Linked DNA regions of Mus musculus: region 2 is linked to region 1. The links are chromatin loops, found by intact Hi-C in ENCODE. Cell type or tissue: heart. All regions are shown on one strand.

Region 1 (8,000 bases):
AGCCTATAAGTTCAGCTCTTCTGTTTCCTTAGGCACCCCAACACATGTGGTTTACAAAACACATATACATACACATGAATTAAAACAAACAAACAAACACAAAATGCTCATTAAAACATGAAACAAAACTCAAGAAGAAGGAAGACCAAAGTGTGAATAATTCGATCCTTCTTAGAAGGGGGAACAAAATACCCACGGAAGGAGTTAGAGAGACAAAGTGTGGAGTAGGGACTGAAGGAATGACCATGCAGAGACTGCTCCATCTGGGGATCCATCCCATAAACAACCACCAAACCCAGACACTATTGCAGATGCCAATAAGATTTTGTTGATTGGAACCTGATATACTGTCTCCTGAGAGGCTCTGCCAGTACATGACAAATACAGACGTGGATGCTCACAATCATCCATTGGATGGAGCACAGGGTCCCCAATGAAGGAGCTAGAGAAAGGACCCAAGGAGCTGAAGGGGTTTACAGCTCCAAGGGAGGAACAACAATATGAACTAACCAGTACTCCCAGAGCTCCCAGGGACTAAACCACCAACCAGAGAGTATACATGGTGGACTCATGGCTCCAGCTGCATATGTAGCTTAGGATGGCCTAGTTGGTCATCAATGGGAGGACAGGCCCTTGGTCCTGTGAAGGTTCTAAGCCCCAATATAGAGAGATGCCAGGGCCAGGAAGTGGGAGTGGGTGGGCTGGGGAGCAGGGGGAGGGGGAAAGGGATAGAGGGAGGGAGTTTTTGGAGGGGAAACCTGGAAAGGGAATAACATTTGAAATGTAAATAAAGAAAATATCTAATAAAAAAATAAAAAAACATGAAACTAAGTTTCTTTTATAGATAGTAATGTAGTCCATTTCTGTTAATTTTTTTCACACCCCTTTAAAAAAAAAAAACTTTTTGTTTTTGGAAACAAGATGTCACCATGTAGTCTAGCCTGGCACTTTCTAAAGAAAAATCCCACCACCTTTGTCTCCAATCTGCTGGGCGCAGAGGTGGGTAGCCCCATGGCAACTCTGCTAATGACTTAGTGGGGACACACAACAAACTCCACTTACCTTGAAAGCTAAACCCAAACCAAAACAAAACACCTAGTATCTGACCCAAGCTTAGGTCTCTAACAAAGAAGAGATGATTTATTTGTCTTGGACACTTGAGTTCTCACTGTGAATAGTTGGGCAAAGATAGATCCTGTCACAATTCAGGAAATTTTTCTTTTTAAAAACTGAACACGGCCATTTTACATTCTTAAAGCAACGCAGCAGAGCGGTTTAAATGGAAAACGAGCTTAGATGCTAACTGTTCCCGACTCTTCTGGGAAATCCGACAAAACTAAACTAATGAAACGCAACGTCTCCTTTTATAATTCTAACTGTCACATTAAATTGAAGGTGAGGACAAAACTGCAGCATCTGTTAACGCAGCCGAGGGAAGAGTTGTGCTGCGCATGTCACTTAATGCACAAGTGCAGAAGTCAAGTTCCCTAACGAATCCAAGTGCTTCCACTTTGTCTCCAGGGAATGTATAAATTAACCATTCCCCCTCCCTTCCTCCCTCCTCCCTATTTTAAATGTAGATAGGGCGACCCTAGCCTTTTGAATTTGAAGGGCTGCTATCTCGGGCCCATTCTTTCCATCATCCTGTTTTGAATGACACTGAGCACGTATAGATTCTCTTATAAAAGCACCCCTAGGATGCTGGGCTCCTTTCTTCAAGCTGCTAGCTAATTTTGCATAGCAATTAGTACTGACTTCTCCAAGTCTGCAACCCAAACACCTCTCCAGAACGTTCCACAGTCCCTCCAAGGTCCAACTCTGCGCCATTAGATTTCAAACCAGAAGGCGAGGAACTTGCGTAATGATTAAATTCCCAATTTGTGTGAAGACACAATAATCTCTGACTACGCGTTAATTCCAACCTTAGGCCGCGACTGGGCAGCTAGGAGCCAGCATGTACGTCCTTTTAAAATCTATTCTACGTATTCACTGACCGCGCCGGGCCGGGCCACATGGTCCTCTCTCGCAGCCAGTCAGCTGTAGGCAGCAGATGGGATCATTTGCATTTTTCTTTTTAGACATTTTTTTTCCATCGGCAAATTAAAGGATTAAAAAAATTTTTTTTTCCGTTCTCATTGTTTACCAAAACCAGGCACGCAGCTTAAAAGTTGACTTGGGCTTTTCTTTTCCCTCCACCCCCACCCCAAGTCCCCGAAAGTTGGAGAACTGCGAGGGGTTGGTTTCTTATTTCTCAACTCCGACTCTGCAGTCCGGGAAACTAGGAGACGGTCGGTCTTAACTAACTCGGCGACTGGAGTCTCCCAGTTTTCCGCGCTGAGCCCCGTGGCTCTGAGTTGGTGGCATGAGGGTCCCCAAGCGCGTGCTTCGCTCCGCAGCCTCAAGCGGCAAAACTTGGGCTCTCGGAACTCAGGCTTTACGGGAGAGGGCGGCCACCCTGCCGGGGGAGTGGCCAGGGCTCCCCCAGAGCCCGGGGTCGCTCTCCAGTATACCCCCCCAACCACGAATCCATGCAGAACTGGAGGGGGGGCGCACCCCGAAGTCTTTGTGCCCGGCGTGGCACGGGAAGGTCCGTGCGATGGTGCGGCGCCACAGCCGAGCGCCCCAAAAGCGGGGGGCGCGGGCGGAAAAGACACGGCGCGTTGCCTCCCACCCCCACCCCCCGGGGTTAGAGAAAAAGTAGAGAAAGAGGCGCCGGGGCCACGCTCCAGCCCGGAGAGCACGTAGCCGAGAATGCCGCGGGGCGCTTTCCCGTGGGTGAGAGCCGCCCTGGTCCGCCGGCAGCCGGCGCGGGCCCACGTGGAGCCGCGCTGTGCAGGCCGAGCGCACCCGCCCCGCAGCGCGCCCCAGCTCCCCGCCGCGGTCGCTCACGCCCGAGCGCCGCCGCCGCCGCCGCCGCTGGTCCCGCGTGTGCCCCGCTGAGGGGGAGGGGCGGCGCGGTGGGGGCGGAGGGCTTGAGGTTCCACTGCAGCGGGGGCTCCTGTGTCCTTGTGCGGAAATGACACACGGAGTCCCGTCACGTCACGCGAGAGCGCAGCGCACGGACACACACAAAGAGAGGGGAAAATACACGGCGCCCGCCCGCCCGCCGCCCCCAGCCAGTCGGCGGGGCCGCCCCGGCCAGGCCCTGCGCGCTCGGCCCCCACTGCGGCCCGCGCGCCCGCCCCCCGCACGTGGCGCCCGAACTCGGCGCGGGTCCCGCTCCGCAAAGTAACAACTCTCGTCCCAGGTGAGTGTGGGCCCCGGTCGGGGCCGCCTGCGAGCGGCTCGCCGCCTCCGCGCGGGCTGGAAGGGGGAGCGGGCGCCCACGGGCTCGTCGCGCCCCATTGTGCCGCGCGCCCCTTTGTGCCCGCTCGGAACGCCGCGACTCCATGGCGTTCCGGGAGCACGCGCGCCGCGGCCAGGGAGGAGGAGGAGGGAGGGGAGGACGCACGGTGGAACGGTCCGCGCCGCCGCCGCCAGGCCGGCCCCACTCGCGCCGCGCGCCGGCTCTCCACCCCCGGCGGGCCGGCGATGGAGCGGCCGAGGGCCGCCGGGGAGCAACTGCGCGGCGCCGGAGCGCTCGCGTTCGACCGGCCTGTGGCGGCGATGGAGGGGTGTCAGAGGGAGCAGAAGGGCGGGGAGCCAGAGGCCGGAGAGCCGCCGCTCGGAGGGACGCTGCCCCGGGGAGGCAGCGGAGGGAGCGAGGCTGCCGGCGGCTGGGAGCGGGGTGCGGCGAGCCCCGCCGCCAGGGGGCGCGGCACCCTCCCGGGCCGTTCCACGGCGCTCCGTGGTTCCCGCTGCCCGGCTGGAGGCGGGTCCAGCGCGGCGCTCTGGGTGTGCACCCCAGCGAGCGCGAGGCCTTCCTGGCGGGCGGTGGAGCCGGGCCGGGGCGCTCGCCGCCCCTCGTGACTTGTGCCCGCCACGATCGACGTAATTTCCCACGCAGACTTGGCTCGGGCTGTGAGGCGCGGAGTTGTGAAGGCCTTGTGGGCTGGGACTCAACTCATCTGAGTTCTTTTTTTCTTTTTTTTTTAAGTTTGTCCTAAAGTAGAAGTTTGATCGCTCAGGTGGCCCGCTTGGGAGTATTTTGGAGGTGGAGGCCAACCAGAGATGCTCAGAATTAATGTTCACTGTTTGGAAGTCAGAGAACTTCCTTTTAGAAGTAACTTTTGAATGTTTTCCTACAAGTAACACGTCACTGAGTAGAGGGGAGGGTGCCAGAAATCTATAAAGACCCAGAAAACCCAGGCGAGTGGGGAACGTGTGGAAATGTCCCAGATAGAGGTTTTAGGTTTGTCTCTGTTTCGGTTCCATGCCTGCAGTTTTTCTCTTTTTGCGACTTTCCACTTTTAATTCATAGGTGTTTGGGTTTTGTTTTTAAGCTTCATTTTCGGTGTATGTGTTTTGACTGCATATATATGCGCCATATCCATGCCTGGTCTCCTAAGAGGTCAGAGGAGGGCATCGGATTTACAGATAGATGGTTGGGAGCAGCCACGTGGGTGATGGGAACACAACCCACGACCTCTGCAAGAGCCACAAGTGCTCTTAAACGCTGAGCCATCTCTCCAGCCCCTCGTTTTAGAGTTTCATGTGTAAACCTTACAGGACTTCAGCTTCCTCGAATACTGGGATTTAGCCAGGATTTTTTTGTTTTTTTGTTTTCCTTTTTTGAGACAGTCTCCTGTGGTCCCTGCTGGCCTCAGACTTTTTTGTTATATAGGCCTGCGTGATCCTGAACGCCTGTCAAGTTACAGGAGTTACATACTTGGGATTACAAGTATGTGCACTGCACCTAATTTTTGTGGTACTTGATCGAAATTACGACTTTAGTTACGGTAGGCAAACATTTTACCAACTAAGTTACATCCCCAGCCCTAAGAATTATTTTTGCATTTTTAAAAATCTAAACTTTTATATATATTCTCATGTGAGACCAAGACACACCAAGAACCACTTTGGGCTTTACTAGAGATGCCTTGTTTGTTTGTTTGTTTGTTTTAAGTCTACATTTCACTGTAGCTTTGAATGGCCTGGAGCCTGAGATTTAACAAGGCTGGCCTTGGAGATCCAGCTGCCTAAACCGACCAAATGCTAGGATTAAAGATCTGTCCCACCACACCTGGCATTTTGTTGTTGTTGTTTGGTCTTGATACCGAGTCCCTAAATTCTGTCCCGTCCTTGAATTGCTATGTAAACCAGGCTGGCCTCAAACTTAGAGATCTGACTGATCCTGCCTGTAGGGGGTGGAGGTGGGATGGGGGTGGGGGAAGGTATTAAAGGTGTCCACACCACCTGGCTTTTGTTGTTTTCTCAGACTGGGTCTCACTATGTATCCCATACTGGGATGGTCTTTTGGTTTCTCTGTAGACCAGGCTGCCCTAGAACTCAGGGATCCACCTACCTGCCATCTCCATCTCCGCTTTCTCCTATCAGTGTTGGAACCAAAAGAATGAACCACCATGACCATGTCAGAGATGCTGTTTTAGTGAAGTTAAACAGTAAAGTTAGCGTTCTTTCTCCACACACACAAGAAGTAAGACCAGTTAGCCACGAAGACAGAATACAGACTAGCCAGCATTCCAACCGTCTGTTAGAGATTGATAGGTTATCTGGGGACCCTTGGGGGCACCAAAGGTGGGGGCAGAATATTTAGGAACAGGAAAATTGGACTCAGCCCTGACAGAGGTTTGATTGGGTGAGGATTAAGCTCCTGTAGGAGACCCATCTACAGAACTGCCTAGAAATGCATTAGCACCTGTAATAATAATTTATACAAGAGACTAGGGAATGGCGTGTGTGTGTGTGTGTGTGTGTGTGTGTGTGTGTGTTAATTTTTATAAGTGAGACTATGCTTGCTATTCTAACCATTCTGTACCCACTATTGACATCTCTGTTTTAGAATTAGTTTTTGGAGTAGTAGAACTTTAGGACTCCTTGGTGTTTAGAGGGATATAGTCATGCTATCTTTTCTAGCCCTTGGCCAACCTGGAACTTGCTGTGCAAAACCAAGCTGGCATTCCTCTTGTCCCTACTTCCTTAGGGCAGGGATTATGGAAATGTGCTATCACGCCTATTTGGGTGGTGGTGGTTGTCCTCTGAGACAGGGTTGCAGGTGTTTAAACTGGCCTTGCACTCACTATATTGCCAAACCCAACCTTGAATCATCTTCCACACATGCACCCTGGTGTTGCATATGGAGCTCCGAGAACTGCTTACAGGAGTGAGTTCTGGAGAGTAAGCACCGGCCATTGCGCTTGGCGGCAAGCCCCTTCATCTTAGCCATCTCTCCTAGATAAATCACACACATACACACACACACACACACAGACACACACACACACACAAAAGCATTCACTGACAAAAATGGGTGGTTTTGGTCTTGTGAGCATCACTGTGCATTCTGCCCTTTCCTTTCAGAGCTGACAGGACCTTCCTTCCCTTTTGTGACTGAGGCTCCAATATAGCATTGCTTTGATTGTCACTTGTGAGTTCTGGACCTAGGTGCACACAAGTCAAGTCAAGGGCTCTGCATTTTAGCCCTCAATGTATCTCAAATGTGTAAAACAGGGCACTGTTTCTTCAGGAGTGGTTCGTGCCTGTGCCTGGCATGTTAGTCAGAATTTTGTCTGAAAAGCAGACTTATATATATTTAGAGCTAAGGTTTGCTCAACAACTGCTTTATTACAGCTCTCTGACTTGTTTCTTTTTTATTTATTTGGGGGGTGGGTTGAGACAGGTTCTTGTCATGTGGTGCATCTCCAACAGACAGTTCTCCTTTGTCTTCTTCTTAAATACTGGGATCGCAGGCACACAGGCCCATGCAGTTCAGACCCTCTTTTTCTCTTTCTGCTCAGGGTCTTTTCTGTGTAGTGCAGGTCAGGCCGCTCTAGAACCCGTGGTTCTCGTGTCTCTGCTTCCTCAGTGATGACATTAGTTAGATTTAAGTCCCCTTAAATTTGAAGGGAACATTGTTTGAGACAGAGGCTCATTCTGTATACAGGCAGGTCTTGAACTCTTGGCCCAGAACTCTTGGTCAACCTCTTAACATTTTTTTGTTTTCTGCCAATGGCCCCTTTCTCCTTTGCCTGTCAATTTTTCATTTATTAGCGATCACCAGGGTGGCGGCATAGATCCCTCACATGCAAGGACTGTTGGTTTGAGCTTGGGGCAAGTGCCTGACCAGAGCTTGTCTGGAGCAGCCGGGCTGTGCCCAGACGCTAGTTAACCAGCTCCTGTGCTCCCAAGACCGGACACTTGAAAAAGTGGAAAACACAAAGGAAACTCTGCTTTTGACTCTTAGGAAAGTGAGTCCCCTTTGTCCAGCCCCGGAGTGGGTGCTGGAGCATGCTGCCTTTCCCTCCTTGATGAACCAGTTTCTAGATGCCAGGTCTGAGGGTGAGCCCTTCCTGAGGCAAAGAGACCTTTAGTAGAACCAGCTAATAGAGATGGCAGCTTCAGAAAGCTCAGGGAACAGCCGATTGGAGCAGGGCTGTTGGGCGTGTGGGCCAGCAGGCAGGTCTGTGTGACTGCCCTTCCATGTCTGCCGGACGATGAGGTTGTGTGCTGGCTGCAGACAGAAGGCAGCGACAGTTACAGCTTTAGTAAAATTCAGGGGCAATTGCTCTGGTTTTCTGAGGACTGGTGTTTCTCAAACTGCATTTGCAGTTGTATCTAAAAATAGAAACAAATTGCAAACATGTCCTGCAAATCCCATGGGTAGGACAGGGCTGCCAAGAGTGCCTGTTCTGACAGAGCCAAGGCTCCCGGCTGACCTGTGAACTCAGAGACAGACCCCATGAGGGCAGCCGGCATGGGAACAGTCTCCCAGTCCTCGCTTCAGGAGGACATTTGATTTCATTTCACTCCAGCTTGCCCTTTTCATTTAAAATAATAATAACAATAATAATAACTATTATTATTATTATTGTAAAACTAAGATGTAAAACTTTAAGATGTTTGCTCTAACTTTACAATTCTTTTAGTAAAAAAGAAAGCTG
Region 2 (8,000 bases), 310 kb before region 1:
AATTGTGTTATTGTTTGGGACCTGCTGAGCACAGTTTACTGAGGTTTATATGCACAAATACATATCTTGACTATATATATATATGTGTGCGTGTGTGTGTGTGTGTGTGTACACACACATATACCTATGTGTATATATATTATATATGTATATATATTATATATATATATAATTTGTACATTCATTAATACATAGCTTTTATATGGTATCTACCACGTTCTGGGAAAATTCCTGAGCTAATTAACTCTTCCATATGTTGGAATTTCTCTGTGTTGACTTCCATGAACTATGACACATGTAAGGAACAGCCTATCAGAGTTACATTGACTTAGATAGAATCCCCATAGTCATTTTAGAAGCCCAAAGTAAGCAAGCTATACAACTTTTTGATTGCTAGCTCAGTTTTTAACATCTTCTTTACTTCTTTACTATGCCTATTAAGTAAGGCGTCGTAATTATAATTATAAGTATAACGAAGTCCCTAGCAGAAGAATTTGCTCAGTTCTTCTTTAAGCCAGGAAAAATCAGCATCCAGAGAAGAAAAGATAAAGAAAAACCACAAAGCTCACAGTAAGACAAACATTCCAGCTGGGAGGATATTTCCCCTGAAGGACACCAGAGCCAAGCTATGCCAAGTCGTGTACTTTTCACACACAAAATTATATTGTATCACATTTTAAATTTGTTACAACTGCCATGTCCATTAAACCAGTGATAAGGAAAACGTAACTCTATCTGATCTAGTGAAACAGCAGCCAGCATTAGCCCACAGCCTCGTGAAGACCACCCCCACTGCCATCACTGGTGTCAGCGAAACCTCATCGAGGTTGGCTTCTCCAGCCATTTTTAGCTAACTATGTGATTGTCACGATTAGAAAAATCTTGAAGTGTCTGAGTGAGGCAGTTCTGCCGGCCGCTCCCGACACTCTGCATTTGCTGCACTTAAAATAGACACTTGTACCAGTGTCCTTTCTATTACCCAAAGGAGAAAAAAAAATCACATACACACCAGTCCCTTTTCTTTCAGCTCACAGAGAAGCAACTCAATCCAAGGAGTGTTGAAACCTGAGTAGGTCACTGTACACCGCGATAAAATTCCCTAATCCCTGGGCCAAATCTCCCCGAGGGGGGCCTCCTCCTGATCTCCACTTCCCAGGCTGACTTTTCCATTCCTCTCTCCTTTCCCCTTTCATTTCCCCTACCTTCAAGCCTTGATATGTGATCCGAAGTGGGGGCTCAGGTTTCCGTTTTTACAGCTTAGGCCCCGCTAGCTGTATACATTCCTTTCTTTCTGCTGGGCAGTGATTACTTACCAGGGCTTAGTTTACACTGGTCCAGATGAAGGCAAATACAGCCCGGCAGCCCCAGCGGCACTGATATGAAGTTGTACAAGGCTACATTGTGTTCTGGATGACATTTTGTTGCACACATTTTATACAGGGCAACCAACTTATTATGTTACCCTACACTTCAGTTCAGGAAGCTGAAGGGATAATAATACCAGGAGGGGTGGGGTGGAAGTTGTTGATGTGGCTATTAATATTAAAATCAGGAAAAATATTCATGAGTTCAAAGTAAGTCTGTGATTTTGAGAAGCTACTTTAAACAAAGATTTTTTTATGATGTTTTATTAGAAGAATGCCTAGAGATTCATCAGACACCCTGGCATGGTATACATGGATATGACTGAAAAAATTTTGCCAGACCCTTTCATTTTGTTCCAAACCAGAGAGAAAAATGCCACAATTCAATTATGTGCTAGAAAAAAAAAGAAAGAAAAAAGAAAAAGAAAAAAAAATCTTTTAATGCCACAGAATGAAAGAAGGATTGAGGCTTCAAATAGTAGAAGGCAATTTAGAGAAAGAAAAATAACATTTTTAAAAAGAGGAAGTTCTGTGCATCCAGGTTAATCCCATACTCAGTCCTGCAGCATGGGCTAAAAACTGTAATTTTTCCCCTTCACACAATGTTGTTTTTGTTTCTTCCTCGCTAGTTCAGACAAACATCTGTTATACTGTAGAAGGACAACTATCTCCCAAACCACGGAGTGCCTGCAGCCAAAGCCAACAGCACCAGCCCCAAGCATTGAGCACAGTCAGCCTTTATATCCAGCCGGGATAACATTTCACATGTTTTGATTAAAATTAGCTAATTTGTAATTCTAGAACCTATGAAACTTAAAAGCTGCCATCCATATAGAGGGCATTAGGCAGCATCTTAAAGGGCCAGAGCTAGCTGTGGTTGCCTGGTGGCCTTCTCTGGTCGTCCCCCACTCTCCATTTAAAAACGACACGGAAAAGTAATGTAGAAACGCAAGACAGGAGGGAGGGGCCAGAACTGCAGAACACACTCTGCCTCTTGAAGAGAAAACAACTTTTACAGATCTCTTTCTTTTCTTTTTCTTTTATAAACTGTCTATCATTAGAATCAATAGTGGTTTCTGTTACAGGGAATGGTATTAATTTCCAAGGCAAAGCTTCCTAACTTTCCCAGACGGATAACTCCTGCTTCCAGACACTAAATTCTTCACCACCACCACCTCCTCCCAAAATAAAAGCCCTACTTCCAAAGCGTGGAATACAAGTAAAACTCCCGGGAGAGAGGCAAAGCTAGGAACATACACCTAGTTTCACAAACACCTAAGATGTGTGTCTGTTTGCCCCTTCTAAACGTGGGCTTTCTCGCAGCACCCTCACCAAATACGCTTGCTATAACCAAGAAGATGCCCAAGCCGCAATAACAGTGAATTAGTCCCATACCATTTTAACCAGTTTGCCTTTCAAATACAAACTTAACCAAAGCTGACCAAGTCACCTGACTGTATTGAAGATTCCATGCAGACAGAAGTGGAGAACGCCAAGAAACGCGAAAAACAAGCCTTACATATTTTAATATCATAGAAACAAATCTATGTACGTAAAGTGATTTCTTTTTCAAATCAAGAAACTCATAATGCACACACAAGATAAAATCCTCGCCAGGCAAAACACACAACTTTGAGGAAAATAAAGAAGTGGGGGTGACAGAAGAGTCCAGGCTGAGCCGTGTTCTTGGGTTTCTACGCGAACAGCTGGAGCGCCAGGAGGCTGCGCTCGCCACCTCTGGAGCACCGCTGGCCTGGCAGGGCGCCCGGCCTCGCAGAGAGGACTCGGGGCTGGCCTTCGCGAACAATGGGCAGGCGGCAGCGGAGGCCGCCCCTCAGACAGCTGGCTTTCAGCCGGGCTTGCCGGGTCTGCTAACTGGAAAGTGAGGCGTGCAGAGGCGAGCGGGAGACCCGGGGCAGAAGCAGAGAGGAGCGGCCGGGGACGGCGAGGCGAGCCCGCTGGCTGCAGCGTCCCTGACCCGCGCCGCTCCGGCCCAAGCCTCCGCCACTGACAGCTACACCGCCGCAGCCGGCGAGTTGGAGCAAAGCGGGATCACCGAGCCTGGGGATGGACCGGGAAGAGGGGTGGAATCCAGGTATCCCGGGTGCCCCGGTCCGGCAGCTCTTAACTTTGGAGGGGTCCGGAGATTCATTTCCGAAAAAGGGAGAAATACTACACCGACCATCAGGAAAGCCACTGCACCATGCTCACTCGCCACTGGGGTTCAGTGCCCTCGCCCGGCAACATCTGTACCAGTCTAGGGTTTGTGAGGTTAAATAGTATCCCCCCCCCCTCGCCCCCATCAAATCTGAGGTTGGCAGACTTCGGAGATGCAGCCCATGAGTTGGCCTCGGTTTTGCACCTGGAGGGGGAGCTGAGGCGTCCCAGGGACCCAGCAGAAACTGACAAGCGCGCCCCTGTCCCCCCCCCCCCCCCCCGCAGCCTACACAACAGCCCGAAGGGAGCGGACGGAATAAAGAGCTCGGTCTCCCCGGCCTCCGAGTCCGAAAATACCTTCATCTCCTCGTTGATCTCCCTCTTCACAGGGTGAGCGGGTTTCCGGCTTCTTTTATTTTCCGGAGGTCTCCCTTCTTTCTCCATTTCTGCCATGTTTTTGTGTCTGGTTTCTGTGGAGATGAAATGGCTGCTGCCGCCGCCGGCGGTGGTGGTGGTGGCGGTGGCGGTGGCGGAGGTGGAGGTGGTGCTGATGGTGGCAACGCTGGCGGAGGTAGCGGTGCTAGCGGGTCCGGGGCTGGGGGTGGGGGTGGAACAGGCGAGGGAGGAGCGGGGTCTCTTCTAGCGGCGGAGACCGTCAGTGGCCGTCACGGGGAAGGGTAGCCCGGGGAGTCTCGGGGATGCCGCCGCCGCCGCTCCTACCGTCGCCGCCGCCGCTCCTGCTGCCGCCGCTGCCGGTGCCGCCGCCGCCGCTCCCGCTCCCGCCGCCGCCGGGCTGCATCCTCGGGGCCCGAAGGAGTCGTCAGCCATCTTCCTGAGCTCTGTCTGTCCGCATGGGCGAGAGGAGCGCCGGCCACGGCGGAGACAGCTGCTCTGGGCGTGCGTGCGTGGATCTGTGTGTGCGCCCGGGAGAGCGCGCCAGCCCCGGCGCCCAGCGCCTCCCGCGAGCCGAGCCGCGGGCGGAGGGAGGGACTGAGCGGGGAGGGGTCCGAGGGAGGGGAGGCTGGGGGTGGGGGGGACAAGGCCAGCCCCCCGCTCGCGAGCGGGCGTGGCTTCCCGGTCGTTGTAGACGCGGATGCTGCGCGGCTCCGGGGGCTGCTGGCGGCCGCCTGCTCCTGGGCGGCGGGCACCGGCCCTACTCGGAGCCGCCACCTCCCCGCGACGACCCCTCCTGCTCCCGAGCTCCGTGACGTGGGCTCCGGTGGGCTCAGAGTTGGCTTCTGAGGATGACCTAGAGGCCGCTGAGGCAAAACATAGCGGGGTGAAGGGTGGAGGTGGAGCGCTGAAAGGGCGCAGGGACCTGAAGGCAGAGCGAGAACTCGGCTCCGGGGTTGCAGCGCCCGGGAGCGGAGGGAAACACAGACCGGACCCACCGCTCAGGCACCAGTGTCCTGCTCCGAAGACTACGGCAGGCTGTGTGGAGGCTGAATGTCGCTTAGAGGGGTCTCCAGCACAGCGCGCCGTCAGACTGTTTGCCAGGAAGCTTTTGCCTTCCTGAGAAGGACTTCGAAGTAGGACAACTCAGCCTCCAGCTCCCTGATTTTCTTTCTCTTTCTGTCTCCCTTCCCCCTCTGCCCCAAACGCAAGCTTATGCTCTGTTACAAAGTAGCATCTTTACCCGGTGACCCGGCTTGCACCCTCACCGTGCCCTGTGCTTAATGGGAAGGGTTGGGCTTAGTGGGTACTGTTGTGCGCTCAGGATCCCTCCCCCCAGAAGCCCCACGCCCTCGCCACGCACGACAGGACCCTCTCCTCTCCATCAGGTTCCACACTCTTCCACCAGACTCGCATCTGCTGGTTCCAAAGCCCAGCTCATCCTCCATGCGCTCACGTGTTTCCTCTTGGGCCGCCTCTGTCCACGCCCTGGACCAAGGTCGGCTGCGCCTGTCCCTGTCTTTTGGGTTGAGGTATCAGCGTGAACCGTTTGATGAGGCTCCAGAGACAACACACAGCTCTGAAAATCTCCTACACACACTGCAAAGGAACGACACCTAGACGTTCCCAGTTCAGCTTTCCCGCGCCGCTCCACTTTGTAATTACCTGACACAATGTGATATGGGGGTGTCCATTGTTCCCCGGCTTGTTATTACGGAGTGTTCATTATGACAGTGGTGGAATTTAAAATTACACATTTTTAAGTCCTTAAGAGATAGAATGAATTCGGTGTGGGGGTATGAGTAAGCTTTTCATTAAAATCTCAGTTCGGCCTATCAAGTGGGGTTCATTCTGAGTGTTGCCTTGCCTAATTTGCATTTTAGCATGGTTTTGTCTCTTTAAGCATAGAATTACAGATATCTGGGAGCGTACTCTGCAGGGCTGAACAACCCTATGAGGCCTGTTTTTGCATTTTAGCATAATGTGTTTCGTACAAATATTTGGGAGGGTACCCTGGAAAGCATCTTCTCTTTCGTGTGCTGGGGGTGCGAGGGAAAGTACCTGTGTACCCGAAGCCATGCAGAAGGCCTGTGGGAACTTCTAAAAGCCAGCTTTTGCCTTTTAGGGGTCATAGTGAAAAGCCAGGGGGTCGTGTCAAGGATTTAAGAAAAGGGGTAGATGAAAACCAAGGAGATGTGCATCCAGCTTCAGAGCCCCAAGTCCTCTGGCTGGGTCATATGTATTTGCAGAAGACGTTGGTAAACCTCCAGCGACCCAGTAGTTAAGGAGGCTGAGAGAAGCCCGGACTCCTCCCCATCACTAAGGAATGTGATCCTTATATATGGTTACACCATTCATAGTATGTATGGTTACACTATATATAGAGGGTGTCTCCATCATCCTATTGTTGGTAGGCTTGTTTTTTTCTGTTCTGTCCTCTTGGTGTTTAGCTAAAAAAAAAAAAAAAAAAAAAAAAAAAAAGTGGTAGGAAAACTTTTTCCCCCTTACTTTGTAAAACTACAGACTCATGTTGTAAAATAAACTATGCAATAAGAAGCCTTTGTCTCTTGGAAACATTTACATCTTCTCTGTTTCCTTTGGGGCCAGAGCTGTCACAATTGACTCACTGTTGTTCAGCTGATATCAAGTAACAAGTTGTATACCCCCCTGTCTTAGATACAGTTTCACAAGTTAAGAAACAAATAAACAGAAAAGGTAAACTATAGCACAGATTTATATTTAGAAACAGCTGCACTTCTTTCAAAGGGAGTAACTTTAAAGAAACAGCCCAGGAGTCTAATGAAAATAGTGACATTGATCAGCCACCTGTGCCTTCCTGCCCTCTACAAGACTGAGGTAAAACGATTGGACCAGAACCCATGAAGTAGATCTTTACTGACATTGGAAACTCAGAAAGTATATCTGAGAAAAAAACGTTAACCTGACCTGAACTTTGGAATTGCAATTGCTACATGTTCTTGAATCTGTGCTTTCCCAAATGTACCATAGAAGGCAGCTAGTTACACCAAGAGTTGATGCTTTATGCACTTAGAATCTTGAGTCAGATCATGGTCCCTGGATACTTTGTAAACGTGTAACTCTGGGTAGAAACAATAACATAAATATGTTTTTGAAGACTCCTTCCTTCCTCCACCCGACACACAATGCCCAACCTCCTGGTATACAATTAGTCTTCATTTCTCTCCCTCATTAGCCCTGCCAATCACCAAGATAGGCACAGGGCCAAGCTTTTGTATATTCCTCAGTTACCTTTTTGAGTTCTCCCTTCTTTAGAGTTCTTCTTGATCTTAATCTGGGCCTGCTTCACCTGGAAAAAAACATCAGAGAGCAATGGGAAGACCCCAGAGTGGTCTTCTATGGATGTATTGGCTATCACCCAGAATTGATTAATGTAGCCTAAAACCATCTTGAAAGGTTTTTCTGTGTAGTATTTGAAATGAGTGTTCATCTTGAACAAGTTCTGTGCTCTAGCTAAAGGTGAGGATTAAAATATAATTATAATGTTGAACACATGATAGGAATTGTCTCACTTAATATTCATAACATCCCGTGAAGCTTCTTTAGTTATCTCCAGATCACATAAGAAAGCTGAATCTTATGCAAGTTGCTAAGAATTACTGAAATGTGGACTTATAACTTCTTTCCAATTCCATCTCTGGAGTTTTTAAGTTTATGCTAATCTGATTTGGTAAATTCCTGTAACAATCTACATTTTACCTTATCTAAGGCTCATATTTTCACAGATTAAAATAACATCTTTACCTTGAATTCTTACTTCTTTAAGTGGTATCCATTTCTTGCCAATGGTACATAATCTAACTAACATATTCACCAATCAACAGGGCATTAGATTTCCTTGAGTTAGGCAGAAGCAACCATTCTTAGGAAAATCCCAGAGGCTTAAAACAACAAAAATGTCCAACAAAGTCAGCTAAGGATCATTATGGATCTCTTTAGCACTTATCCTCTATGTGATGGCTTGGGATGTACTTCACATATGCACAGTCACTGTAGGGAAGATGGAGGTTTGGGGACATATATATTGCCTAGAGTCAGTCCTAGAGA

Evidence for each region. Hi-C counts contacts between places; a loop is a spot of excess contacts. Peaks named below come from ENCODE experiments on the same cell type or tissue, not always from the same donor. Only the 100,000 strongest peaks of a DNase experiment are listed, where the experiment ranks them.
Region 2: a loop joins it to region 1, with 2.9 times the contacts of the local background. A loop is called at or near these places in 5 of 42 quality-filtered maps.

The regions. Positions count from the first base shown.
Region 1 is chr10:43,476,126-43,484,125 of GRCm38, forward strand. It overlaps Bend3 (BEN domain containing 3), which reads left to right and starts at 3,015. Exons shown (of 4, transcript NM_199028.2): 1 at 3,015-3,247. In heart, a CTCF peak has its summit at 3,741 (motif pointing right); DNase peaks (open chromatin) are centred at 2,016, 3,036, 3,786, 7,726 and 2 weaker places; H3K4me3 peaks cover 4,501 bases; H3K27ac peaks cover 4,930 bases.
Region 2 is chr10:43,170,098-43,178,097 of GRCm38, forward strand. Sobp (sine oculis binding protein) reads right to left here and starts at 4,433. Exons shown (of 7, transcript NM_175407.3): 1 at 3,879-4,433. The coding sequence starts at 3,974. It overlaps 9030612E09Rik (RIKEN cDNA 9030612E09 gene), which reads left to right and starts at 4,602. Exons shown (of 1, transcript NR_102361.1): 1 at 4,602-6,468. In heart, a CTCF peak has its summit at 3,582; DNase peaks (open chromatin) are centred at 3,204, 4,504 and 5,304; H3K4me3 peaks cover 4,585 bases; H3K27ac peaks cover 3,472 bases; H3K27me3 peaks cover 802 bases.